Linked DNA regions of Homo sapiens: region 1 is linked to region 2. Evidence: read pairs that join two places in POLR2A ChIA-PET (ENCODE). Cell type or tissue: B cell. All regions are shown on one strand. Each heading gives the region's core, and the rest is flanking DNA. Links, peaks and the distances in the headings are about the cores only.

Region 1 (16,050 bases), core at 8,051-16,050, 110 kb after region 2:
CCTCAGCCTCTCAAGTAGCTGGGATCATAGGCATGCACCATCATGCCTGGCTAATTTTTGTATTTTTGGTAGAAACGAGGTTTCACCATGTTGGCCAGGCTGGTCTTGAACTCCTGACCTCAAGTGATCTGCCCATCTCGGCCTCCAAAAGTGCTGGGATTATAGGCATGAGCCACTCTGCCCGGCCTCTTACCCTTCTTTCTACGTAGCAAGACATAAAACTATTTTATGCAATAGTGACTATCTGCTTTAGTTTGCCTGCTTTAGTTTGTTTATTTATTTATTTATTTATTATTTTGTGACAGAGTCTCACTCTTGCCCAGGCTGGAGTGCAGTGGCATGATCTCAGCTCACTGCAACCTCCGCCTCCCAGGTTCAAGCAATTCCCCTGCCTCAGCCTCCTGAGTAGCTGGGATTACAGGCGTGCGCCACCATGCCCCGCTAATTTTTTGTATTTTAAGTAGAGACGGGGTTTCACCGTGTTAGCCAGCCTGGTCTCGAACTCCTAACCTCAAGTGATCTGCCCGCCTTGGCCTTCCAAAGTGCTGGGATTACAGGCATGAGCCACCACGCCTGGCCATGCTTTAGTTTAAATAACATAAAGTTAGCATCTAGGAAAAAGGAGGATGTTTTAGTTTCTTCATTATGATGGAATGAAAATACTTTACCAGAGTAATTTTTAAGGTTATGTGTATTTAGAGCTTATAATATAAAATTCATGTACACACGAAAGCACATAAATAAAGGCTGATATAACCTTTGACCTAATAATTCTATTTCAACAAATGTATCCTGAAGAAATACTAGAGTTGTGTCCAGAGGTTTATCAAGATTATTCATTGTACCCTTTAAAAAAAATTAGCAAAATAAGTAGAAGTAATAAATGATCTACAGTAAGCACATAGGTCAAAAATGGTATATCCATAAAATAAAATACTATGCAGCCCTTTAAAAATTGTTTTCAAAGACTAATGAACTGGAGAAAAAAAGTTAAACACAAAAGTCCTTTTGTTATTCTGCAACTTTCTTAAATAAATAGATGGTCAATTGGGTAAAACTGCTCTTTTTTTGGAGCACTTGTTATATGCAACGAGCTGAGGGTGATAAGTCAGCATTTAACAGTCTTCTCAGAACAGATTGTTAGCACTTTCTTTTTAAGTGTCCATCTAGGAGGCATTTCTGAAAAGGTTAAGCCCTTTATTATATGTAGAAATCCTATATGTAAGGAAATTGCTGCATAGGCGCCATTAGTATGTAAATAAAACAAGTAGAAACATTTAATCTTCTTTAGTCCCATTTTTTTTCCTTTTTTTTTCCAGATGGAGTCTCGCTCGGTCGCCCAGGCTGGAGTGCAGTGGCGCGATCTTGTCTCACTGCAACCTCCGCCTCCTGGGTTCAAGCAATTCTCCTGCCTCAGCCTCCCGAGTAGCTGGGACTACAGGCACATGCCACCACACCTGACTAATTTTTGTTATTTTTAGTAGAAATGGGGTTTCACCATATTGGCCAGGCTGGTCTTGAACTCCTGACCTTGTGATCCACCCGCCTCGGCCTCCCAAAGTGCTGGGATTACAGGCGTGAGCCACCTTGCCTGGCCTAGTCTCATTTTTAAAGAAAATAGTGGGAATACTTAGAGTATATTTGAGTGATGAATACAGATTCCAAGAAATGTGTCATGAATTCTGAAAACTGATGACATTAGCAATATAGAAAATTAAATGAGTTTTGGGATTTTGATGAAAATGTTAATAATTATATTGTAAACAAGTATATACTACGTAAGAATGTCTTTGCCCTGAGATTTTATGGTCTACAAGGGAAGATTGTTTACTGTAAACTAGCATTTTCTTAGGGTTGTTTCTAGTTGTTAAGTGGGAAAATGTGGTTCATTTTTCAAATAGGCTTGGGAAATCCTGAGTTAAGCAAAGTTTATCGGCTGCCTTTATCAAAAGACTGCTGAGGATTTAGTATTTTTATATATATAGTAAGTATCCAAAGAGACCTATAGTGTGTATACCTAATTTATTTGTCCATGGAATCTTTTCTTTGCACTTATTGGAACTGTGTCTAACATGAAACAAACTCTGGGAAATTGTTTTAGATTAAACTTTTTTCCTATAATAGTGGTATATAAATAATGATGGTACTGTGGAATGTATTCTCCTAGTTAAAGAAACAAATAGGTTGGGTATGGTGGCTCACACCTGTAATCCCAACACTTTGGGAGGCTGAGGCGGGAGAATCTCTTGAGCCCAGGAATTTGAGACCAGCCTGGGCAACAAAATGAGACTCTATCTCTACAACAAAAACAAACCAGCCAGGCGTGGTGGTGCACACCTGTGGTCCCAGCTGCATGGGAGGCTGAGGCAGGAGGATTGCTTGAGCCCAGGTGGTCAAGGCTGCAGTGAGCCATGTTTGCACTACTCCATTTCAGCCTGGGCGACAGAGCGAGACCCTGTCTCAAAAATAAATAAATACATAAATAAAATTAAGTGATACCGGACAACCAAAGGAGACTGCAAATATGTGATAGATTCTATTTTGTGTATTTTTTCTTTGAATCTGTTGTAAGCATGCATTACTGTTACACTCTCTTACCTACTTTTATTATTTGAAATTCTTCTGTTTGATATATCTGCTGAGACTTAACTTCTGGTAGACTTTTGTGTATGCATTTTTGTAGTTTTGGAACAGGAACTTGTCTTCCACTGGGCTTTGTCTGTGGAAAACCTGGGTTGAGGCTGTACCCTCAAGAACTGTTTTACTTTTCAAGGGGAATCACTAGCTTGGGAACACTTTTTTTTTTCTTTTTGAGATAGAGTTTCGCTCTTGTTGCCCAGGCTGGAGTGCAATGGTGCGATCTCAGCTCACCACAACCTCTTCCTCCTGGGTTCAAGCGATTCTCCTGCCTCAGCCTCCCAAGTAGCGGAATTACAGGCATGTGTCACCACGCCTGGCTAATTTTGTATTTTTAGTAGAGATGGGTTCTCTCCATGTTGGTCAGGCTAGTCTTGAACTCCCGACCTCAGGTAATCTGCCCTCCTCGGCCTCCCAAAATGCTGGGATTACAGGCGTGAGCCACCGCGCTCGGCCAACCTGAGAGCGCTTTTATTATTAATTTCTTAGTTTGTAGTTTCCTGGGACCATCCATATGGTTTAAGTACAAACCCCAAACCCAAGTGTGAATAGGCCTATTGTTAGGAATTCTCAGAGGAGACTCCCCCGCTACCCTCCCTACAACTTTATTATCTCCCTGTGTCAGTGGATAGGTCTTTTAAAACCACTCTTTGGCTGGGAGTATAGTCCTTTGAAACTCTCAGCTTTATATAGGTGGCTCAGTTCCAATTCTCTATCTATGTGGTCTGAAGTGCTTATCTCCCATGCTTTTAATGCCTTCTAAAACACAAGCCGGATCAGGTGCAGTGGCTTATGCCTGTAATCCCAGCACTTTGGTAGACTGAGATGGGAGGATCACTTGACCCCAGGAGTTCAAGACCAGCCTGGGCAACATAGTGAGACCCCCCCCCCCCCATCTCAGAAGAATAAAACAAAATAAACACACAAGCCTCTTGATTATTGAGGAGATCAGTAAATTTCCCCACTCAGTGGTAGTTTACAGACTGCATTCTGACTTTTGGTTTCTTCAGTGTTTTGGGGACCTAGGAATTTCCCTTACATTCTTACAAGTCTGTGTAAGATTTATATTTAAAAGCGTTTACTGAACGACTGTGCATTTATTTATTTATTTATTTATTTGAGATGGAGTTTCACTCTTTTTACCCAGGCTGGAGTGCAGTGGTCCGATCTCGGCTCACTGCAACCTCAGCTTCCCGGATTCAGGAGATTCTCCTGCCTCAGCCTCCTGAGTAGCTGGGATTACAGGCACCTGCCACCACGCCCAGCTAATTTTTGGTATTTTTAGTAGAGACAAGGTTTCACCATGTTGGCCAGGCTGGTCTCAAACTCCTGACCTCAGGTGATCCACCTGCCTTGGCCTCCCAAAGTGCTGGGATTACAGGCGTGAGCCACTGCACCTGGCCAGACTGTGCATTTAAAAAGATCTCTTTTTGTTGTCTACTTAGGTAATGTAGGTTTCACTATTGCCAAAATTGGGAATTCATCCATTACTTTTATAATAAAAGATTGCTAAAGATGTTTTTATTGTTAAATTCTTTTTACATGTAAGTTAAATATACAATGCTACTGTGTTTATCAAGGAACTAGTGCTCTTTTTGTAGTTTTTTGTTCTTATTTGCACACAAACCACTTGTATTTATTTTGCTTATTATAGGGGAGTACTAGTCTTTTACTTTCCTTTTAGATGTAACCTTCTGTAATGGAAGATGATTGAAGACAAGGGGCCTCGTGTTGCTGACTACTTTGTTGTAGCAGGATTAACTGATGTTTCAAAGCCTCTAGAAGAAGAAATTCACTTCAATGATGCTTGTCATAAAGTAGCTAAACCAAAAGAACCTATTACAGATGTTTCAGTTATTATCAAATCTCTTGGGGAGGAAGTCCCACAGGATTATATCTGTATTGATGTTACCCCAACTGGATTGTCAGCTGATCTTAATAATGGAAGTCTTGTGGGGCCACAGATTTACCTTTGCTATAGAAGAGGAAGAGATAAGCCTCCACTTACAGATCTGGGGTAAGTATTTTTTTAAACGACTTACTGTTATTGATCCAAATAATATGCCTTGTAGATTTGGAGATTAACTGTTCATTCTGGTCATTAATAGATGTATGGCAGATTTAGAAAAATACACAAGTTTGTATTCAGAAACCTGTATTCTCTCCCTGTTTCCTTTTGTCTCTCTTTATCCTGAAGTTCCCAGCAGTCTTACCTTGCCTGGGTTTCTTTCAGTTAGAGGCAGGGGAGAGAATTTGAAAAACATTTGCAGGAAAGTACTAGAAAATTAAAGTGTTATCCTGATTGGAAAATTTTTGATTATTTTTAAAGTACGAAAAAAGGCTTTTAAGCATGTTATAATGATCAGTATAGATGGATTTTTTTCTTTTTAAAGGGACAGGGTTAATCTCTATCACCCAGCTGGAGTGCAATGGCATGATCATAGCTCACTACAGCCTCAAACTCCTGGCCTCAAGTAATCCTCCTGCCCCAGCCTCTTGAGTAGCTGGGACTATAGATACACGCTGTCACATCTGGCTAGTTTTTAATTTTTTTGTAGAGACAGGGTCTTGCTATGTTGCCCAGGCTAGTCTCAAACTCCTGGCCTCAAGTGATTTTCCTGCCTTGGCCTCCCAAAGTACTGGGATTACAGATGTGAGCCACCACACCCAGCCCCATTATAGATGGATTGTTAACTGTGTGTATCAAAGAAGGATATTGGGGTAAATTAGAGCTTTACTTAGGGTGCTTTATTATTGAGATACAATTCGTATACCATACAGCCACTCATTTATTTAAAGTGTACAATTCAATAGTTTTTAGTATTTTCAGAGTTTTGCAACCATCACCACAATAAATTCTATGACATTTTTATCATGCCAAAAAGAAACCCTGTACTCCTTAGTTGCTACCCAATTTCCTAACTCACTTAGCCTTTGGCTACTTTCTGTCTTTATGGATTTGCCTATTTTGCACATTTCATATAAATAGAATCATACTATGTATATGATCTTTTTTGACTGACTTCTTAGCATAATGTTTTCAAGGTTCATCCATGTTATAGTATGTGTCGGTACTTTATTCCATTTTATGACTGAATAATATTCCATCATATGGGTATACCACAGTTTATTCATCTGTTGATGGATGTTTGAGACTTTTCCACTTCTTGGCTATTATAAATAATATTGCCATGAATATTCATGTGCAAGTTTTTATGTGGACATGTATTTTCATTTTTTATTTGTATATACCTAGGAGTGACATTGCTGGATCGTAATGGTAATTCCATGTTCAATCTTTTAAGGAACTGCCAGACTGCTAAGCAAACTGTACCATATTGCATTCCCACTTGCGGTACATGAGGGTTCCAATTTCTCCATGTCCTAGTCAGCATTTCATATTATTTTGATTATTGCTGTCCCAGCAGGTGTGAGATGGTATCTCATATGGTCTTGATTTGCATTCACTTGATGGCTAATGATGTTGAGCATCTTTTTATGTGCTTACTGACAAGTTTGTATATCTTCGGAGAAATGTCTATTCAGATCCTTTCCCCATTTTTAATTTGGTTGTCTTTTTGTTTGTTGAGCTATAAGAGTTCTTAATATATTCTAGATAAAGCCGCTTATCAGTTAAATGATTTACAAATATTTTCTGTAGGTTCTTTTTACTTTTCTTTATGGAATCCTTTGAAGCCAAAATGTTTAGATTTTATAGCTGACTATAAGGCTCAGAGAGGTTAAGTAACTGCTTACAGAACTGCAGCTAGTAACAGGTGGTGGGAATTTGAATTTAGATTGTCTAACTTCTCTGTGTGTAGGTGCCTTTTTTAAGTTAAGAAAAAGCAAAACAAGATCAAAAGAAGGAAGAATAAGCACTTAAGCTAACATTAGGATTCATGCAGTTGCTATGATTAAGCATCAAATTTAACTGTAAATTTTCAAAATATTGAGAAGATTTTTTTTTAATTTGTTGATGGCCAGAAGAAAAAGTGAAATTAAAACTTATATTAGAAATAATTTGGCCAGGCACAGTGGCTCATGCCTGTAATCCCGGCACTTTGGAAGGCCTAGGTGGGTAGATCAACTGAGGTCAGGCGTTCGAGATCAGCTTGACCAACATGGCGAAACCCTGTCTCTACTAAAAACACAAACTTAGTGTGGTGTAGTGGTGCGTGCCTGTAATTTCAGCTACTTGGGAGGCTGAGGCAGGATACTTGCTTGAATCCAGGAGGCGGAGGTTGCAGTGAGCGAAGATCATGCCATTGCACTTCAGCCTGGGCAACAAAAGCGAAACTTCATCTCAAAAAAAAAAAAAAAAAAGAAAGAAAGAAATAATTTGACCAGTTTTTGGCATTATATTTTATTTGTATAGTGGATTTTATATGAGAAATATTGATTGATGATGAAGACATTGCTTGTTACAAGTTTTATAGCAAATGCAAAAACACATTTAATTTATAGCTTTATAGCAAATGCAGAAACATATTTAATTTGTAGCTAGGCACAGTGGCTTACACGTGTAATCCCAACACTTTGGGAGGCCGAGGCAGACAGATCACTTGAGGTCAGGAGTTCGAGATCAGCCTGGCCAACATGGTGAAACTTTGTCTCTACTAAAAATACAAAAATTAGTCAGGTGTGGTGCCACACGCCTGTAATCCCAGCTACTCGGGAGGCTGAGGCTGGAGAATCGCTTGAACATTGGAGGCAGAGGTTGCAGTGAGCTGAGATCACAACACTGCACTCCAGCCTGGGTGACAGAGTGAGACTCCGAGACTCTGTCTCAAAAAAACCATATATAGCTTATTTTATTTTTATTTTTTTACTAGTGCCAAGGACTTGGCATTAAAGTACAAATCAATGAATTTAATGAGGGAATAAACTAATGTTATTTAAGCACTATTTTTTTTAGTGTTCCTTAGTGCTTAAGTATAGAAAACTTAATGAATGGATGCCAGGTCCACCCTGTACTAAAAGCCTATGATTTTACCCCAATAAAGAGAAAATAAAAGCCTAGTGCCTCACCCAGACTTTTGATTAAGGATGGATTTGAAGTTACATTCTCTTAGCCTAAAACTGTCTCTTAAAGCTAAGGAAAGTATTGGAGATAAAAGCGTGCAAGCAGACTCTACACAGTTGGGCAAGTAACCTTTTGTAAAATTTTAACTTTGGCCAAAATGCCCAGTTGCTTTTTCTAAAGAAGGTGCTTGTTTTAGAGACAAAAAATAAATTAATAACTATATTAAATGATGTGCCAAAATAGGTACCTTCACATTTAATTGTACCTTTCTCTGGTTTATATTAACAAACACAATGGTTTGTCAGAATTTTTCCTTAAAACAAAGTTTTTGGTGGGGAAAAGAGTTATTCTTTAATTCATACAAGACCGTGCATTTTAAAATTGCAGTAAGATTGGAATATTTTTACCATGCTACTACATTTAAGGATCAGTTGATGATGCCTGAGAATATTACTTTTCATATTTAAAGTGCTTTGTGTATTTATTTTTAAAAATTTATTTTTAGGGTTTTATATGACTGGAAAGAAAGATTGAAACAGGGTTGTGAAATTATTCAGAGTACTCCCTATGGGCGCCCCGCAAATATTAGTGGGAGTACCTCATCACAAAGAATTTATATCACTTACCGAAGAGCCTCTGAAAACATGACTCAGAATACGTTGGCTGTCACTGACATATGTATTATTATACCCAGTAAAGGAGAAAGCCCACCACACACGTTCTGCAAAGTCGACAAGAATCTCAATAACAGTATGGTAAGTGACTTACTTGCACTGGTAACATTAACCACTGATGAAAAGAGCATAATTTTAAATACATCTTTTTTTTTTTTTTTTTTTTTTTTTTTTTTTTGGAAAACAGCATAGTTTAATTACAGAATTGAAAAATGTGTTTTTAAAGATATTAGATATTTTACTTTTCGGAAAGTACTTTGGTTGTACTTTCAAAAGAAACTATGCAAAGTACTTTTTTTTAAATTAAAAAAATAATATCCCCCACCCCCCCCGCCCACTACAAAAGCAATGAGTATCCTTCCACTTGTGACTAGATCCCACACCTCAACGGGACTAGATCCCACATCTCAATTTACCCATTTGAAGACATGGCTTTAGCAGTCCTCCCTACTTTTTTGTAAATCATTGGTTTTTCCCTCCCTATTTCCTCCAACATGCAAATATTTCTTATCTTTGCAAAACTTCTTGATCTCATATTCCTCTGCTTTCATTGCCTCATTTCATTATCCTTTACAGTAAAAGTTCTAAAAAGAGTTGAGTATATTCTGTCCCATTCCTCACTTTACTCTTTCCAGTCAGCCTTTTGTCTCCATCACTCCATCAAGATTTCTCTTGTTGTCATATCCAGAGATCAATACTTTGTTTTAATTTTTCAGCAGGTTTCTACATAAACGGTTACTTCTTCCTTCTTGAAACAGTGCAATGAAGAAGAAATATACTCTCTTCTTAGGTACTCTCTTGCTTTTTCCTTTTACCTCACCAGTCATTCCCTTTCTGCCTTTGCTGATTCCTTTTCATCTCCCCATCCCTACACAATGGAGTGCCTCATGGTTCAGTCCTCAAAGCATTTATCTTCACCACCTAAACATACTCCTTTGGTGATCTAATCATTTAAATATAGGCCACGTGTGGATGACTTCTAAATTTGTCTAATCTGGACTTCTCTAATTCATCATCCCTTCTTGAATATCTCATCTAATGAAGCATCTCAAATTTAATATGTCCAAAACTGAACTCCTGATGTTTCTCTCCAAACCTGCTTATAGTCTTCCTTATCTAGCAAATGGAAATTCCATTCTTCTAGTAACTCACACTGAAAAACCTTGGAGTAAACTTAACCTTTATCTTCTCCTCATTCAGTTCTTCTGTAAACTCTGTTAGCTATAATTTCAAAATGTATCTCGAACATGGCCACTTCACAACGCCTCTATTGCCATAACCCTAGTCTAAGCCATAATTGTCTCTTAATGGGATTATTGCAGTAGTGTCCTAATCCAGGGGTCAGGCAAATTTTTTCTTTAAAGAGCTAGGTGATAAATTAAGTTTTACAGGTCATACAATCTCTGTCTCATAGTCATCTCTTTTTTTTAACCCTTTATAAAAGCAAAAACTATTCTTAGTTTAGATATACAAGAACAGACCTTGGGCCAAATGCAGGCCATAGTTTTTTATCTAACTGATCAGTTCTTCCACTTCTGCTCTCTCTATCATATTCTTTGCATAGACAAGAGTGATCCTTTAAAAACATAAATCAGATCCTATCACTACTCTGCTTAAAACCCTTAATGGCTTCTCATCTCACTCTTAGTAAAAGCCAAAGTCCTCCCATGCATGATCCTTAACTGTCTTGTCTTTGTTCTTTTATTACTGTTTTAAATTAAAAAAAAAAAGGAATGTATACTCAAAGAAAATTGGAGGGCGAGGAGTATACAAATTGTAGATCTATGGAGTAGAAAGTGAGAAAATGAAGGTTCTTGTTCCTACTTCCATGTTTTGTCAGGGCTAACAATGAGCAATTTGACTTGTGTCCTTCCAGACCCTTTTGTGTTCACATATGTGGGGTATATATAATAAATTAATCCTTTTTTTTAATTTGAATTTTTTTGTATTTCCTTTTTCTTTTTTCACTTTTTATTTTAAAATCGGAGTACATTTGCAGGTTTGTTACAAAGGTATATATTGCATGATGCTGAGGTTTAGGGTGTGATTGAACCCATCACCCAGATAGTGAGCATAGAACCCAATGGGTGGTTTATCAGCCGTTGCTTTCCTCCCTGTCTTCCCCCTCTAGTAGTCCCCAGCGTCTTTTGTTCCTATCTTTATGTCCAGGTATACCCAATATTTAGCTCTCACTTATAAGCGAGAAAATGCAGTATTTAGTTTTCTGTTTCTGCATTAGTTTGCTTAGGATGATGACCTCCAGCTGCATCCACGTTGCTGCACAAGACATGATTTCATTCTTTTTTTATGATTGTATAGTATTAAAAAAATGGAAATTTCTTTATATTTCTGATATAAGCCTTTTTTCTATCGTTATCAGTTTATTTAACTTTCTACTTAATTATTTTAACAACTGCATAGTATTCCAGAAAGTACAAATGCAGAATGATGAATACAAGTTATTTTCAGTTTTTTCCATTCCTAGTAATGCTACTTTGATTAATGCTGTGCATTTTCTGTAGATATTTGAGTGTCTCTGGAAGAATAAGTAATTGTAAGTGGAACTGATGGGTCCATGAGTATGCTGACCATTTTGAAAGTGTTGAAATAATTGTTCTGAAAACGCTGTGGCAGTTTTTACTCCCAGCAGGCATAGTTTATGAGAATGCTATTTCCTACATTCCCACACCTCACCAACATTGGTTGTTACCAATTATTGACTTTTTAATTATTGACTATATAATACAAAATTGTTCTAATTTTAATTTGCATTTCTTTGCTTATTGTGGAGGTTGATAATATTGTAATATATTTATTAAATATTAAATATACTTAATATCAGTGTATTAAATATATTATTGAATGGCTAAATATTATTGTATTAAATGGATGTGCCACAATTTATTTATTATCCTCTTTTGTAAAGACCTTTAGATTCTGGTTTTTAAAAATGTTGCAAGCAAGCTGTTACGAACATACTTATAACTAAATCTTCTATAAAACAAGTTACATTTATTTAGCTCTTCTGTGCTATACACCGTTCTAAGTATTTCACATTCAATAACTCAGTTCTGCACAACCACCCTGAATAGGTATTTTCTCCCCATTTTACAAAGAAGAAAATTTGAGAGTTAAAGAGGTGGTTACTTTCCCATGATCATACCTTCAATTAGTAGTTAAAGCAAGATCCAATTCAGGTTGCAGAACTCCAGAACCAAACTCCTGAGCACTGTACTGCATTAATTATTTCCTTATGGTTCGTCCTGGAATTTCTGGATCAAAGCGCATATTTACTATTAAGATTTTATCCAGAAGGGTTTAACCAATTAAAATTCCTACCAATAAAGTACGAGAATATTGGTTTTTTTTTCATAATTTTGTCAACAATTGGGTCTCTTTTTTCTTTTTTTCTACTGCAGCTACTCTGAAGAAACAATTGGGTTTTTCTTTTTGTTTTTTTTTTTTTAGAGACAGGGTCTTGTTCTGTTGCCCAGGCTGGAGTATAGTGGACTGCTCATGGCTCATTGTAGCCTCGACCTCTTGGGCTCAAGTGATCCTCCCACTTTGGCCTCTCGAGCAGCTCAGTGGATTGACCACAGGTGTGCACCACCACATCTGGCTAATTTTTAACTTTTTTGTAGAATTGAGGTTTCCCTACATACCCCCGGCTCGTCTTGAACTCCTGAGCTCCAGCATTCCTCTTCAGTCCCCCAAAGTGCTGGGATTACAGACATGAGCCCCTGTGCCTGGCCAACAATTGGGTTTTTAATCACAAAATTTTAAATTTAATTTCTTTCTTTCTTTTTCTTTGTTTTTTTTGTTTGTTTTTTTTTTTTTAGAGACAGGATCTTGTTCTGTCACCCAGGCTGGAGTACATCAGTAGCATGATCATAGCTCTTTGTAGCCTCAAACTCCTGGGCTAACGTGATTCTCCTGCTTCAGCCTCCCAAATAACTGAGACTACAGGCATGCACCACCATGCTCGACTAATTTTCAAAATTTTTTGTAGATATTGGGTCTTATTTTATTGCCCAGGCTGGTCTTGAGCTCCTGGCCTCAAGCAATCCTCCCTCCTTGGCCTCCCAAAGCACTAGGATTGCAGGCATGAGTGACTTTGCTTAGCTGTAAATTTAATTTCTTTTTATTTTATTTTATTTTTTCTCACCCTATCTTGCGTGGATTTTGTTTAATTTTTAAATTTTTCCTCAAAAGCTAATTTCTTGATGTTAGAGCAGATATTTACAGTGTCCTATTATCATTATGTAAATTAACACTTTGCTAAGATCTAAAGATTTTATACGCATTTCAACATGTGTTAAGTTTTTATGGAAGTTGACTTTTTAAAAATTCATGTTCCTTTTTCTGAAGTGTAGGGAAGCAGACTTTTTTTTTTTCCTTTTTTTTTTTTTTTTTTTTTTTTGAGACGGAGTATCGCTCTGTCGCCCAGGCTGGAGTGCAGTGGTGCCATCTCAGCTCACTGCAACCTCCACCTCCCGGGTTCAAGTGATTCTCCTGCCTCAGCCTCCTGAGTAGCTGGGATTACAGGCGCGCGCCACCACGCCTGACTATTTTTGTATATTTAGTAGAGATGGGGTTTCACCACGTTGGTCAGGCTGATCTTGAACTCCTGACCTTGTGATCCGCCCACCTGAGCCTCCCAAAGTGCTGGGATTGCAGGTATGAGCCACTGTGCCTGGCCAGGAAGCAGATTTTTAAAACTATTTTTACTTTCTTAATATAGCAACATGAGATACTGAGGGTTAAGATGAAGCAAAAAGACGAAAAACTGGGGTGTATTGATATGTGGCTGGATACAGTACAAATTTTGGGACCCTGAATTTGGTTTTAACCCTCTCAATAAGATAGCACAGGATATCTGTATTTCATAGTGATTAAAATCAGTATAGATTAGTGTGTTCAGAGCACAAACTCTGGTTCTAGAGTGTCTGGGTCTGTACCCTATCTCTGACCATTACTGGCTGTGTGACCTGGGACAAGTAGCTTAACCTCTCTGTGCCTGTTACATGATTGTAAAATGAGGATGATAATAGCATCTAGTTTAATCCATATTAAGCTTATAGAAAGAGTTTTCAAAAATTACTTTGTTTTAAACCTTGGACCATAGCCTTAAATGATTTGGACTTTGATTTGATATTAGAACATAATTACAGTATTTTAGAGCTGGATGAGAACTTAGAGTGGTCATACAATCTAAAATTGCAAAAATTTGTGAAGAAGAATATTTAGTCCAGGTAGCTTGCTTGACTTGCTTTAAAACACACAGCTAATTTTTGGCAAATTTGAGACTATCTCCTTAGTTTTTGACTCTCGTTAAGAGTATTTTTTTTTTTTTTTAAACAGAGTCTCACTTTGTCACCCAGGATGGAGTGTAGTGGTGCGATCTCGGCTCCCTGCAACCTCCACCTCCTGGGTTCAAGTGATTGTCCTATCCCAACCTCCCGAGTAGCTGGGATTACAGGCATGCGCCACCACGCCCGGCCATTTTTTGTATTTTTTTTTTTTTTTAGTAGAGACAGGGTTTTACCATTTTTTTAGTAGAGAACAGGGTTTTACCATATTGGCCAGGCTGGTCTTCTGATCTCAAGTGATCCGCCTGCCTCGGCCTCCCAAAGTGCTGGGATTACAGATGTGAGCCACTGCACCTGGCTGAGTCTCCTTAAGGGTATTTTTTAAATACTCTTTCCACATGGCTCTTGTTTTACAACTGTCCAAGAATGTCAGCATTTGATTTAGCGAGTTTACTTAGAAAAGTAGAATTGAGCCGGGTGCTGTGACCTGTAATCCCAACACTTTGGGAGGCTGAGGCAGTTGGATCACTTGAGGTCAGGAGTTCGTGACCAGCCTGGCCAACATGCTGAAACCCTGTCTCTACTAAAATACAAAAATTAGCCAGGCCTGGTAGTGCACACCTGTAATCCCAGCTACTCGGGAGGCTGAGGCAGGAGAATTGCTTTAACCTGGGAGGCAGAGGTTGCAGTGAGCCGAGATCATGCCACTGCACTACAGTCTGCGTGACAGAACGAGACTCCGTCTCAAAAAAAAAAAAAAAAAAAAAAAAAAAAAAAAAAAGAGAAAAAAGTAGAATTGTTAACAAGGGAAGTAATTAAATCATGTACCTAATTCTGGGGGAAAGAGGAAGAATTTGAAAGTACGTTTTTGCTGTGGCAAACCACAATGTGGATACTTATTGGTAGAGAGTTTAAAGTAGTTTTAGAACAATGCCTCCTTCTTTTTTCACCTTGAACCTTGTGTGTAAAAAAATTTGGAAAATGCTTTTAATTCCTTTTTTTTTTTTTTGAGACGGAGTTTCACTCTTGTCGCCCAGGCTGGAGTGCGATGGTATGATCTCTGCACACCGCAACCTCCGCCTCCTGGGTTCAAGGGATTCTCCTGCCTCAGCCTCCTGCGTAGCTGGGATTAAGGGTGCCCGCCACCACATCCTGCTAATTTTTGTATTTTTTTTTTTTGGTAGAGACGGGGTTTCACCATGTTGGCCAGGCCGGTCTCAAACTCCTGGCCTCAGGTGATCCGCCCACCTCGGCCTTCCAAAGTGCTGGGATTACAGGCATGAGCCACCATGCCTGGCCCCGCTCTTAATTTTAATATCCATGGTTCTCTTTCCTACAGAGCCCCGTAACTTATACTGCATTTCTAACTCCTTGTTTTTCATTATAGAATATTCCTTTTGGTTTCTACTATATCCAAATGGTCATATAGTTCTTTTTTTATTGTCACCAAAGTTATTATTGAAGTTTTCTTGCTATCTTTACAAATTGGATTTATTGGGAAGTAGAGTTGGGACTTTCCAATAGAGAGCCCATTTTTATAAAATTTTTTTTATCCATTTGATAAACCAAAATTTGTTTGCCTATATTCATAATATCTGCTTGACTTTTACATATTCATGTGACTTAAAAAATATTTTTCCAGTAGATTAGTGTGTTAAATGTTGCTTATGTTCATTGCTGTGTTGGGATTTTATTTTTATAAATGCTTTAATATTTTTCCATCAAGAGAAAATTTCCCAAGGCTACAATCTCAACATAATTCATTAAACTATATTAAAATAAAAGGTTAAGGGTTTTTATTTTTTAGTAAGATATTTGCAGATAGCCAGACATATTATTTTATGTGTATTGTGTGTTTTAAATAAGAGAGATATTTGAATATTATTCTCTTTCACTTTAGTTTGACCACATTATGCTGTTAGCTATTCAGTATTTGGAAGGCTGACAGATACTTAAAGTTGAAAAGCAAAGATTTATGTTTTTGAATACTCAGGAGATTGTCATTTCTTGATAAAATATTATTAAATGATCATATAGTGCTATTTATGATATCTTCTCATTGTTATTCATCAGATTTTTAAGTACATCTAAATGAGAACTTGATTAAGTGAGTGTGAACTAAATATCAGAGAAACCAAAGTTGGAAAATAATTTATATTCAGACACTTGGCTTCTTACATGAAAATACTTATGTAACTTGTCTGTATTTTCTGTAATACTGATATTTTTCCAAAGTTTTAGTCGTTACCTTTAAGTAACTACTTGTCACCTCTTGTCACCTGGCTTTTGACAGGTATATAATGCATTTTTTATTCAGAAATGACTCAAGTACAATTCTTATTTAATTCTTGAAAGGATTACATGAGAAACAAGCCAACAAAAAGGCTTCTGTACATTCAAAATAGAT
Region 2 (13,132 bases), core at 235-8,234:
TTCTCCCACTTCAATCCAACATGCTGGTGGCTGCCAGAATAATCTTAACAAATGACACCTCCAACTGCATGATTCCTATTATTCAGAGCCATCATTGAAATATCTATGTAAGTCCACACATGCCTGAAAACAAAAGGTTATAAAAATAAAATGTTAGCAGTGGTTATTTCTGCAGAATAGGATTACAGGTGATTTTTATTATTTTGTTTATCTGTTTTCTATATTTTATAGGAGATTTTAAAATAAAAAAAGCTTTACTGGTCTTGCTTGTTACAAAAGGAATGAACAGTCATTGTAAAATAGTCAAATAACACAAACAATATAGAAGTACAGTAAACTTGGAAAGTGAAGTTTGTTTCCTCCTGGCTGCCAACATTGTGGTTTCCTCCCCAGCACCACCCCACCCCTTCCATCCAGAAAACAGCCAGGCAGTTTGGGTGGGATTATCCCTACCCACAGCTCCAGGAGTGGCTTCTGGAATTATCTAACCCTGAGGTTCTCAATCCTAACATCCAAACCCTGATATTGTAACAAACGTTTCATAACACTGTCTTTACCATCCTGACATCAATAGATCTTATCTTATGATATACCTTCCTGCACACATAATTTTAAGTTGGGAGTCAAGCTTGCTGATATTTTAGTGTTTTCTTTATTTTATATATGTGTATGTGTGTCTTTGTATGCCCATGCAGGCATGTACATATCATACATCCTATTTTAGTTGTTGAGTACATATTACACTTAGAAAAAGTTACATAGGAAAACACCAGAGTTGAAGAAAGATGTCAACCATCATTTTAGAGAACCTTTTGAGTGCTGCATAGGTGAGTGCACACACTTTAAAAATCAATATAATGCTATAAGTATAAAGGATAAATAAGAAAATAATGCATTATAAAAAGATATGTGTTTCAATAAGTAAATGCTTGATGGCGGGCGTGGTGGCTCACACCTGTAATCCCAGCACTTTGGGAGGCTGAGGCAGGAGGATCAGTTGAGCCCAGCCTGGGCTATGGTAGTAAGACCTCGTCTCTACAAAAAAAAAAAAAAAAAAAAAAGTAAATGCTTGAGCACAAGTGTAATAGAAGACATAATGAAGTAATTAGATACTTGCACCTAACAGAATCACCATTTATGTAACAATGTTTATTGAGTACCTACTATGTGCTGGGCACTGTTTACTAGGGATACAGACAGAAATCCTTGCCTTAGACTGGGCACAGTGGCTCATGCCTGTAATCTCAGCACTTTGAGAGGCCAAGGTGGGTGGATCGCTTGAGCTCAGGAGTTCGAGACCAGCCTGGGCAACATGGCGAGACTCTGGCCCTGCTAAAAATACAAAAAAATAGCCGGGCATCGTGGTGCATCCCTGTGGCCCCAGCTACTCGGGTGGCTGAGGTAGGAGGATCGCTTGAGCCTTGGGGGCAAAGGTTGCAATGAGCAAGTTCACACCACTGCACTCCAGCTGCGCCACAGAGTGAGACCATGTCAAAAAAAAAAACAAAAAAAGAAAGCGGGGGGGAGGGTTAGAGAGAGAAAGAAAGAAAGAGAAAGAAAGAGAAAGAGGGAGAGAAGAGAGAGAAAGAGGGAGAGAAGAGAGAGAGAAAAGAAGGAAGGAAGGAAGGAAGGAAGGAAATTAAGGAAGGAAGAAAAGAAAGAAAAAGAAATCCTTGCCTCATGGAGCAAACATTCTAGCAGGGTGGTGTGGTTATAGACCACAATCAACATAATACATAAGTAAGTTATGTATTACATTAGAAGATGACAACTGTTCTGATCTTTTTTTTTTTTTTTTTTTGAGGTGGAGTCTTGCTCTGTCACCCAGGCTGGAGTACAGTGTACAATGGTGCTATCTCGGCTCACTGGAACCTCCACCTCCCCAGTTCAAGTGATTCTCCCGCCTCAGCCTCCCGTGTAGCTGGGATTACAGGTGCGTGCCACCATGCCCGGCTAATTTTTGTGTTTTTGTAGAGATGGGGTTTCACCTTGTTGGCCAGGCTGGTCTTGAACTCCTGACCTCAGGTGATCCGCCCACCTCAGCCTCCCAAAGTGCTGGGATTACAGGCCTGAGCCACCACGCCCGGCCCTGTTATGACTTTTTTAAAGTAGAACAGGGTAAAAGGAAATAAGAGTTCAGAGCAGTAGAGAGGTGGGTAGTGACTTGCAGTTCAAAATAGAGTAGTCAAGGCAGCCTCACTAGAAGGTACATTTGAGCAAAGATTTAAAGGAGGTGAGGGAATGAATCACACCGATTATCTAGGGGAAAAATACGCAGGCAGGTGGAATAGCTAATGTGAAGACCCTAAGGCAGAAGCTTGTCTAGCAAGTGCGTGGTCTGTAAACGGACCAGGGAGGTGGATTAGAGCAGGTACTATAAATAAAAGCAGAAGTAGGAGATGGGTCAGAGAAGTAAAGAAGCCAGATCTTGAAGGGCCTCATGGGCCACTGTAAGGCTTGTACTCTGAGTAAACTGGTGAAACATGAGAAGGTTTTGAGCAGAGGAGTGACATGATCTGACCTACATTTTAAAAGGAAAAATCTGGCTGCTCTGTTGAAAACATTGTAGGAGGAGAAGGATGGAAGCAGGGAGACCAGTTGGGAGGTTGTTATAAGAATCCAAGCAAGAAATCAATGCAACAGCTTCAAATGCAGACTAATATTCACTAGTGTATTTTGTAGACGTCATTGATTGTAGGATACATCCTGATTTCAGAGATGTTAAAATATGCAGTGTGAATTGCATTATGCAGTGTGAATTGCAATATGCAGGGCTAAATCAGTGACTCAAATACCACAAGTGTTGGTTGTTGAAGACATGATTTTCTGAAACAGTGAACAACTTTTGGTAAAGTTCCAAATGTAGCTAAATACTATTTTCTGTCAATTTACTCATTAGCCTCATATCTGGATATTCTGTTTATATTAAAACCATGCAAAAATAGTTTATATTTATATATAAAATGGAATGAGAGGCTAGGCTCAAATTATTACACACAAGTTTTTAAAAATCTACATTAATGTCGAGCAGGGCATTAAAAGTTGTGCGGAATGTGGGAAAATTCTGTAATGTATTTACCCATACATTATCAGAAATCTAATGCCCCTGGCCCACATTCTGTAAATGACCAATTATTGTGACAGCCAAAATTTCTCCCCAAGGCTAGGTGCAGTGCTCACGCCTACAATTCCAGCACTTTGGGAGGCCGAGGCGGGCGGATCACTGGAGGTCAGGAGTTCGAGACTAGCCTGGCCAACATGGTGAAACCCCGTCTCCACTAAAAATACAAAAACTAGCTAGGCATGGTGTTGCGTGCCTGTCATCCCAGCTACTCGGGGGACGAGGCAGAGGTTGCATTGAGCCAAGATGGCGCCACTGCACTCCAGCATGGGTGACAAGAGTGAAACTCTGTCTCAAAAAAAAAAAAAAAAGTTTCTTCCCAAATTTCCAAAGAGAGCCCTAGAATGTGATGCCAGCAGAGTGCATGATCCAGAAACATACTATTATGGTCCAACCAGAGAGAAGCCTGGGTGGGCTGCATGATGGGTGAAGGGAGACACCCAGCACCTTAGTGACACCTGTAGCCTCGCCTCAATGTGCTGCAACTCTCCCACCACCAGGGGGAGCTAGCCTTAGGATGAGGCTTTTATTATACCTTTTTAGGCAATGTAATTTTCTTTAAAAATGTGATAAAATACACATAAAACGTACCATCTCAACCATTTTTACGTTGTACAGTGTACATTCACATTGTTATGCAACAAATATACCCAGAACTATTTTCTTTCTTTCTTTTTTTTTTTTTTTGTTTGAGACTGAGTCTTGCTTTCTTGCCCAGGCTGGAGTGCAGTGGCACGATCTTGGCTCACTGCAAACTTCACCTCCCCGGTTCCAGCGATTCTCCTGCCTCAGCCCCCCGAGTAGCTGGGACTACAGGCACCCGCCACCACCCCCAGCTAATTTTTGTATTTTTAGTAGAGATGGGGTTTCACCATGTTGCCTAGACTGGTCTCGAACTACTGACCTCAAGTGATCCTCCTGCCTCAGCCTCCCAAAGTGCTGTGATTACAGGCATAAGCCACCTCGCTCGGCCCCAGAACTCTCTTCATCTTGCAAAACTGAAACTCTATACCCATTATGCAATGCCCTGGCAGCCACCATTCTACTTTCTGTCTCTATGAGTTTGATTACCCTAGGTATCTCATCTAAGGGGAATCATAGGGTATTTACACTTTTATGTCTAACTTATTTCACTCAATATAATGTCTTTAAGAGGCTTTTACCGCCAGGCATGGTGGCTCACTCCTGTAATCCCAGCAACTTTGGGAGGCCGAGGTGGATGGATCACCTGACGCAGGAGTTCGAGACCAGCCTGACCAACACGGAGAAACCCCATCTCTACTAAAAATACAAAATTAGCTGAGCGTGGTGGCACATGCCTGTAATCCCAGCTACTCAGGAGGCTGAGGCAGAATTGTTTGAACTCAGGAGGCGGAGGTTGCGGTGAGCCAAGATCGCACCATTGCACACCAGCCTGGGCAACAAGAGGGAAACTCCGTCTCAAAAAAAAAAAAAAAAAAAAAAAAAAAAAAAAAAGAGGCTTTTACCTTGAAGGCAAAGGGCAAGATGGAAAAAAAGCTGAACCACACGTTGAACACCTATGTCAACCCATCACCAAAGCCCACTCTGCCTTTAGGCATTTGACTACTTGGCCAATATATTCCCCTTATTATTTTAGTCCATTTGACTCTAATTTTCTATTGCTTGCAACTGAAAATACAAGTGATACCTTCCCCTTCTTTCCTCAAGTAGCATTAACATTTTGGCATATAGTCTTTCAGACTCTTCAACCTGCAGAATCTTTAATATACAATATATGAAGATGTGTATTTAATTCTTACATAAGTGAAATATACACTGTTGAGCAATCTCATTTTTTCTCTGAATCTTTCAATAGTAAGAAATACAGATCTAGTTTAAACTCTTATATACCTCTGTTATATGGATGAACCAAAGTTTATTTAACCAACCTATTATTGATAAACATTTAGGATCTTCTCAATGTTTTGATACTATAAAGATGTTGTAGTGAGCATCCTTCTAAACATTTCCTTTGAATACATTTCTAGAAGAAATGCCTTCCTGATGGTGGTACCAATTTTTATTCCTAGTAATGCTTGAGAGTTCCTGATTATCTTTTTTTTTTGGCGGGGGTGGGAGTGGAATGCAGTGGCTCGATCTTGGCTCACTGCAACCTCCTGTCTCAGCCTCCTGAGTAACTGGGATTACAGGTACGTGTCATCACGCCCAGCTAATTTTTGTATTGTTAGCAGAGACAAGGTTTCACCATGTTGGCCAGGCTGGTCTCTAACTCCTGACCTCCAGTGAGCCACCTGCCTCAGCCTCCCAAAGTGCTAGGATTATAGGTGTGAGCCATGGCACCCGGCCACTGATTCTCTATATTCTTTAAAATATGGAATATTATCCTGTCCATCAATTTCACCTTTGCTAATGTATAAAAATTACATCTTTTATTATAATTAGCAGTATTCTTTTGCAAGTGAAGTTGAGAAGTTTTAAATGTTTAATGGCCATTTCCTTTGTGTGTGTGTGAATTGCCTGTTCAATCCTTTGTTTGTCTATCAGGATATTTATTGTTTGCCTATTGAGTCATAAAAGCTCTTTATAGAACTAAGGATATTAAATCCTAGTCAATCATACATGTTGCAAATATTTTCTTCAGTTCATTCTTTGTATTTTAACTTTTTTTTTTTTTTTTTTTTTTTTTTTTTAGAGACGGAGTTTCACTTTTGTTGCCCAGGCTGGAGTTCAATGGCACGATCTCGGCTCACCACAACCTCAGCCTCCCAGGTTCAAGCAATTCTCCTGCCTCAGCTTCCCGAGTAGCTGGGATTACAGGCATGCGCCACCATGCCTGGCTAATTTTGTATTTTTAGTAGAGACTGGGTTTCTCCATGTTGGTTAGGCTGGCCTCAGACTCCTGACCTGAGGTGATTCACCTGCCTTGGCCTCCCAAAATGCTGGGATTGCAGGTGTGAGCTACAGTGACTGGCTGTATTTTAACTTTTTAAATGGAATCTTTTCCATATATAAGTTTTATTTATTTTAGCATTAGTTTTTCTTATATGAATATCCAATTGCCCCAACATCATTTATTTAATAAACCATCCCATTGTTTTTTGTTTTGTTTTGTTTTTGAGACCGAGTCTCCCTCCATCACCCAGGCTGGAGTGCAGCAGTGTGATCTCAGCTCACTGCAGCCTCTGCTGCCCGGGTTCAAGCTATTCTCCTGCCTCAACCTCCCGAGTAGCTGGGATTACAGGTGTGCACCCCCACATTCAGCTGATTTTTGTAATTTTAGTAGAGACAGGGTTTCACCATGTTGGCCAAGATGGTCTTGAATTCCTGACCTCAGGTGATCCGCCCGCCTTGGCCTCTCAAAGTGCTGGGATTACAGGCATGAGCCACCATGCCTGGCCCATCCCATTGTTTTGAAATGCCATTTTTATATCTTCATTTCCCACTCTAAAACTCCATAGTACATGGATTAGCTTTTGGACTTTCCATTTTGTTCCATTAATTTTTTTCTACCCGCATGCCAGTGCTTCTCATAATTCTTTTCTTTCTTTCAAATTTTTCTAGGCTTATCTCACATCTGTGTTTTCAGATGAACTTTAGAAACAATTTAACAAATTTTAAAATATCTATTGGGATTTTGTTTTGAATTCCATTGCAATCTTAGATTAATATGTGAAGAAGTGATTTATTTTTGAGTTGATTTATATATTGAGTTTTCCCTTCCATAAATATATATGTCTATTATTCAAGTTTTATTTTATTTATTTTAGCAGAATTTTTGTTTTTTCTGTAAAGGTCTTACACATTTTAGATTAAGTTTTATCGGAGGTATTTCACAGCTGTTGCTATTACTGTGAATCAAGTATTTTTCTAACTGGCATGTGGAGGGGTGGGGTGTGTGTGTGTGTGTGTGTGTGTGTGTGTGTCTGTTTATAAACATATTGCTGTGGTTTGAACGTGTGTTTCCAAAATTCATGTGGAAACTTAATCCCCATTGTGGTGGAACGGAAAGGTGAAGCTTCTGTGGAGGTGATTAAGTCATAAGGGCTCCTCATGAATGGATTAATGTCCTTATAAAAGAGGCTTCATTCAGAGAGAGTTTGCTGCTTTTCTGCCCTCTCATCTTCTACCATGTGAGGATAAAGCATTTGTCCCCTCTGGAGGACACAGCAACAAGGCGCCATCTTAAAAGGAGAGAAAGCAGCCCTCACCAGACATCAAACCTGCCCCTTGATCTTGAACTTCCCAGCCTTCAGAACTGTGAGACAGAAATTTCTATTATTTATAAATCACCCAGTTCGCAATATTTTGTTATAGCAGCACAAAAAGACTAAGACATACACACACATATGTATAGTATATACCCACTTAGCCACTCTCCTGAACTAATATTATTTTCTTTCTTGATATTTTCTCAGTAGATCAAATAGCCTCCAAATAATGATGTTTTTAACTCTCTTTCAAAAGTTATTTTTATTGTCCTATTGCATTAGCTAGGCCTTCCAGAAAAACATTTTTTAAAATTTAAAAATAGAACTAGTGGCTGACATCTTGACATCTTTCATCTTTGTCCTGTTTCCTTCTTCTTTTTTTTTTTTTTCTTGAGACAGTGTCTCCCTCTGTCAGCCAGGCTGGAGTGCAATGGCACGATTTCCGCTCACTGCAACCTCCACATCCTGGGCTCAAACAATCCTCCTGCCTCAGTCTCCCAAGCAGCTGGGACTACAGGTGTGTACCACCACACCTGGCTAATTTTTAAATGTTTTGTAGAGATGGGGGTCTCCCTATGTTGCCTAAGCTGGTCTCGAACTCCTGGCCTCAACTGATCTGCCTGCCTCGGCCTCCCAAAGTGCTGGGATTACAGGCGTGAGCCACCATGCCCAACCTCCTTCCTTTTGTTAATAACAGTTTTATTGAGATACAATTCACTTACTAAAAAATCCTCCCACCTTAGCCTCCTGAGTAGCTGGGATTACAGGCATATACCAACACACCTGGCATGACAATTCAGTGTTTTTTAGAAAGCTGAGGTGGATCCTAAAGTCACTAGCAGCTGGAGGCTGTCAACCAGCTACATTCCTTGTAGCTGAATGGCAAGTTTTCTTTTTTCTTAATAGAGTCAGGGCAGGCTGGGTGAGGTGGCTCACACCTGTAATGCCAACATTTTGGGAGGCTGAGGTGGGCAGATGGTTCGAATCTAAGAGTTCGATTCCAGCCTGGGCAACATGGTGAAACCCCATCTCTACAAAGCATACAAAAATGAGCCAGGCGTGATGGCACACTTGTAGTCCCAGCTACTTGGGAGGATGATGTGGGAGGATTGCTTGAGCCCGGGAGGTCAAGGCTGCAGTGACCCAAGATTGCGCCACTGTACTCCAGCCTGGGTGACTCAGGAAGACCCTGTCTCAAAGAAAAAAAAAATAGAGTCAGGGAGTCTCACTATGTTGCCCAGGCTGGTCTGGAACTCCTGGCCTCAAGCAGTCCTCCTGCCTCAGCACCCCTATATTGCCATATTTGTATTGTAATTTTTTTTTTTTTTAGACAGAGTCTTGCTCTGTTGCCCAGGCTAGAGTGCAGTGGCATGATCTTGGCTCACTGCAACCTCCACCTCCCGGGTTCAAGCAATTCTCCTACCTCAGCCTCCCGAGTAGCTGGGATTACAGGCGTCCACCACCACTCCTGGCTAATTTTTGTATTTTTGGTAGAGTTGGGGTTTCGCCATGTTGGCCAGGCTGGTCTCAAACTCCTGACCTCAGGTGATCCACCCACTTCAGCCTCCCAAAGTGCTGGGATTACAGGCGTGAGCCACCGTGCCCAGCCTGCATAATTTTTTACATGTATGTTCTCACACGAACTTTAGGATATCCTCTCCTCCTTTCTTAGATAATTCTTTGTATTCCCCAAAGTGCCTAGCACGATTTCTTGCCCATGGTAGAACCTCATTAAATATGTGTAAAATAAATTAGTAAGTACCTGCCCATTGACTTCAGGACCTTTAGATAATTTGGGGTAGAAAAGTATACAATGCAGTCTTTACAATACAGCCCACAAATGGCAAATGTTTAACAACTGGCTTTTGGGAATACTGATTTGTAGTGTTTGCTAATTTTCAGGTATAAATACTCCTACCATGGTCAATTTCAAGCTGCCCACATAACATTAGCCAGGATGCAAAATTCCTGAAAATTTAACAATCAGTTCTCTCAAGCTGATAACAAGCCACCTCCAGCATGCCACTGGTCCTTACATTCAAAGAGTTTTTGTGTGTGTTTTTCCTTCGGATTTTTATTTATTGAAAGATAAAATTAGAATAATATTAAAGTTTTAAAAAGTAATTCACCTATAATTCAGCTACTCTAAACCCAACATAACTTTATTTTTCTTGTTCTCTTTCAGTCTTTGCTTCACACATGCATATTTTAAGTAGTGTAATTATCCAATTTTAAAAAGTATTGTGACAAATTTTAAACATATGCAAAATAGACAGAATAAAATAATGAACCCCATCTACTAGTACCTAGCACCTTAAAACATTAACCTGTGACCAGTCTTATTCCATCTACATCACCAGCTACTTGCCCCACCCACATACTTACTGTTTGAAACAAATTCTAGACATCATATCCTTCCATCTGTAAATATTTCAGCAGTAACCTTTCCATTTTTCATTCAGCTTTTTGCACTTGTAGCCTAAGGAAGACAAAGACATAAATAATTCAATGAAAACACTTTTAAGTATTCTGATATTGGCAGTAAGGGTTGATTTGGGGGGCAAAGGAAGAGTGTATAAAAGCTACAACATCTGGAGAGCTTTGTTACTGAGTCTTTTCATTTTTATCCCCATCCTGCTTTGTGTGGTAAAGTGCAGTAGAATCCCATTACAATTCCATGCGTTATCATATACACAACAATGTAACATGGACTGAAGTAATCATCAAAACAAATTTAAGGCCAGGCGCAGTGGCTCACGCCTGTAATCCCAGCACTTTGGGAGGCTGAGGTGGACAGATCACTTGAGGTCAGGGGTTCGAGACCAGCTTGGCCAACATGGTGAAACCCTGTCTCTACCAAAAATACAAGAATTAGCCAAATGTGGTGGCACATGCCTGTAATCCCAGCCACTTGGGAGGCTGAGGCACAAAGAATCGCTTGAACCCGGGAGACGGAGGTTGCAGTGAGCTGAGATCGTGCCATTGCACTCCAGCCTGGGCCTGGGCAGCAGAGTAAGTCTCTGTCTCAAAAAAAAAAAAAACAAAAATTATTTAATAGAACTAAATCCTAAAGCAGTTATTAGCCATTCTCTCCAGTGTCAGCTATTTAATTTAATTTAATTAATTAATTAATTTTTTTTTTCTGAGATGGAGTCTCGCTCTGTCCCCCCAGGCTGGAGTTACAGTGGCATGATCTCAGCTCACTGCAACCAATCCTCCTGCCTCAGCTTCCTGAGTAGCTAGGATTACAGGAGTGTGCCTCTACGCCCAGCTAATTTTTGTATTTTTAGTAGAGACAGGGTTTCATCATGCAGGCCAGGTTACTCTCGAACCCTTGACTTCATGATCCACCCATCTCGGCCTCCCAAAGTGCTGGGATGACAGGCGTGAGCCACCACACCTGGCCAACGTCAGCTATTTTAAAAGACTTCACTATAAACCCCGTTGGACAAATTTTATTTTTTACATTTTCCATCTGATTATTCATTGATCAGACATTTTCAGAGAGATAGATTCTTGTCTCCTTCCCTCATCCCATTATTTCATGCTGTAGTGTCATGAATGGTGTTACCCCTCAACCCCTGAGGGAAGATCGGTATAGAGGAGACAGTGTTGAAGTGCAGCAGCAAATAGAAATTTGACAAACACGAAATCCTCATTATTCCCATATTTCCCACATAAGGCATTTGACATTCTGGTGGAATAACTCACCAGTGTAAACTAGGGGACCAGAGACTGCCCTTGTTAGTTTTCTAACCCCATTGGACTATGAGTTACAATTCTAGGCACGTATACTATCTTTTACCCTGGCTCTACCCTGTAAGGAAGATATTATGATGACAAATTTGCAGATGAGAAAACCAAGATTCAGAAAGATGTACACAAGAGCAAACGCTTAAATGTGGTAGAGCCAGGATCTGAACCCTAGCGCATCAGTTAGGGCTATTTTGGTTGCAAACAAAAAGAACTGGCTAAGTTCAGCCCAAAAAGGGGGCCTTAGTCAGAGGGATATTGAGCAGCCCCCAGAATGAATAGGAAGCTGAAGGAGACATGCTAGAAGAAGGGCTGCAGGGATGACCCCATCCACAGTCTGGAAAGAGTGAACTCAATCTGTGACATTTCCAGTCACCAATTCTGTCTCATGTCAGAGTCCCACATTCTCTCCCCACAAGATGTAAGTATGCTTCATTATGGCTTTTAAAAATTGTGGTAAAAAATATACAACATAACTTTTGGGTTTGGTTGTTTGTTTTGAGACAGGATCTCACTCTGTTGTGTGGGCTGGAGTGCAGGGGCACAATCACGGCTCACTGCAGCCTTGACCTCTCAGGCTCAAGCCATCCTACCATCTCAGCCTCCTGAGTAGCTGGGACTACAGGTGCACACCACTACACCCAGCTAATTTTTTATATATATATATTTTTTGTAAAGACGAGGTTTTGCCATGTTGCCCAGGTTGGTCTCAAACTCCTGGGCTCAAGCCATCCACCTGACTTAGCCTCCCAAAGTGCTGGGATTATAGGCATGAACCACCATGCCCAGCAGTATGTATATAACATAACTTTACCATTTTAACCATGTTTAAGTGTACAGTTCAGTGGCATTAAGTACATTCACATTAGCTTTGCAATTTCATTTTTGGCCTTTAGTTATACCTTTCAAATCATATATCTACAGAATCTGGGGAAGAGAGAGATCTTTACATACTAAGGTATGTAAATACAACTACAGGAACTTACCAAACACAAAATTAGGGAAATAGAGAAAAATTGATTGGAGGTAAGAGAGAGAAATAAACAGAGCAGGCAAGGCCCTCCTCTCTGGCACTCAGTGAATGTACACCCCAAGTGAACAAGAAGTGTAAACCTCAGGCACCCACAGGAACCTTCTGCTTCTCATAGTCGGGCATCTCTCCAGGCTGAGGGGGATTCTGAACTTAGATTTGTATTTTGCTATAATACTGTACCAAACACAAACAAGTACTTCTCCAACTATTAATAGTACCTGAAAAAACAATGATCTGTCCTAATGCTAGGGGAAAAACTGGGTGAGAGTTAAAAGATTGGGACAGCTTGAGGCCTTCCTAAAAGATTTCCAAAGGCAATTTTTATTATATTCAATGTTCATCTATATGCTGACCTTTGGACTTCACTCAGGTGAGATACTATCCCCTGTACATTTGCCTGGATTGCAGTAGTAGAGCATTAACTTATACCAAAAATCATGACATTGTAAAAAAAAAAAAAATGGTGAGTGGGAGTACAGGAAAAGAATGACAGACAGAAAGAAGTTCTTATTAGAGAATTTATGGGTTTCCTTGTTTGTAGGACACTCTATAGCAGCACTGTCCAACAGAAACATAATATAGGCCACATAAGTAATTTTAAATTTTCTTGTAGCTGCTGTTTTTGTTGTTGTTGTTGTTGTTGTTTTAATTACACCAGAGCTGCCAGTTAAAGCCACATTATTTTTTAAAGGAAAAAGAAACAGGTGAAATTGGCCAGGTGCAGTGCCTCACACCTGTAATCCCAGCACTTTGGGAGGCTGAAGCAGGCAGATCACTTGAGGCCAGGATTTCAAGACCAGCATGCAGAGGCCAACATGGCAAAACCCCGTCTCTACTAAAAATACAAAAATTAGCTGGGCGTGGTAGTGCATCCCTGTAATCCCAGCTACTCAGGTAGCCGAGGCAAGCAAATCTCTTAAACCTGGAGGCAGAGGTTGCAGTGAGCTGAGATCGCACCACTGCATTCCAGCCTGGGCGATAGAGCAAAACTCTGTCTCAAAAAAAGAAAAAAAACAGGTGAGACAAACAATATAG

The links. ChIA-PET counts read pairs that join two places held together with the same protein. Peaks named below come from ENCODE experiments on the same cell type or tissue, not always from the same donor. Only the 100,000 strongest peaks of a DNase experiment are listed, where the experiment ranks them.
Region 1: POLR2A ChIA-PET joins it to region 2 with 15 read pairs; 5 of 35 experiments call an interaction of 5 or more read pairs at or near these places.

Annotation. Positions count from the first base shown.
Region 1 is chr15:65,744,744-65,760,793 of GRCh38, reverse strand. DENND4A (DENN domain containing 4A) reads left to right here. Exons shown (of 33, transcript NM_001320835.1): 3 at 4,322-4,654; 4 at 8,166-8,415. The coding sequence starts at 4,344. Among named protein-coding and RNA genes, the nearest start is that of MIR4511, 33 kb to the right of the region's middle. In B cell, for the core only: no CTCF peak of the experiment used is centred there; no DNase peak of the experiment used is centred there.
Region 2 is chr15:65,847,522-65,860,653 of GRCh38, reverse strand. It overlaps LOC105370866 (a long non-coding RNA gene), which reads right to left. Exons shown (of 3, transcript XR_932372.2): 2 at 9,697-9,790; 3 at 171-1,035. Among named protein-coding and RNA genes, the nearest start is that of TRQ-CTG1-4, 15 kb to the left of the region's middle. RefSeq lists enhancers at 2,427-2,506, 2,567-2,656 and a silencer at 3,538-3,627. In B cell, for the core only: CTCF peaks have their summits at 3,416 and 3,616 (motif pointing right); DNase peaks (open chromatin) are centred at 3,623 and 4,713.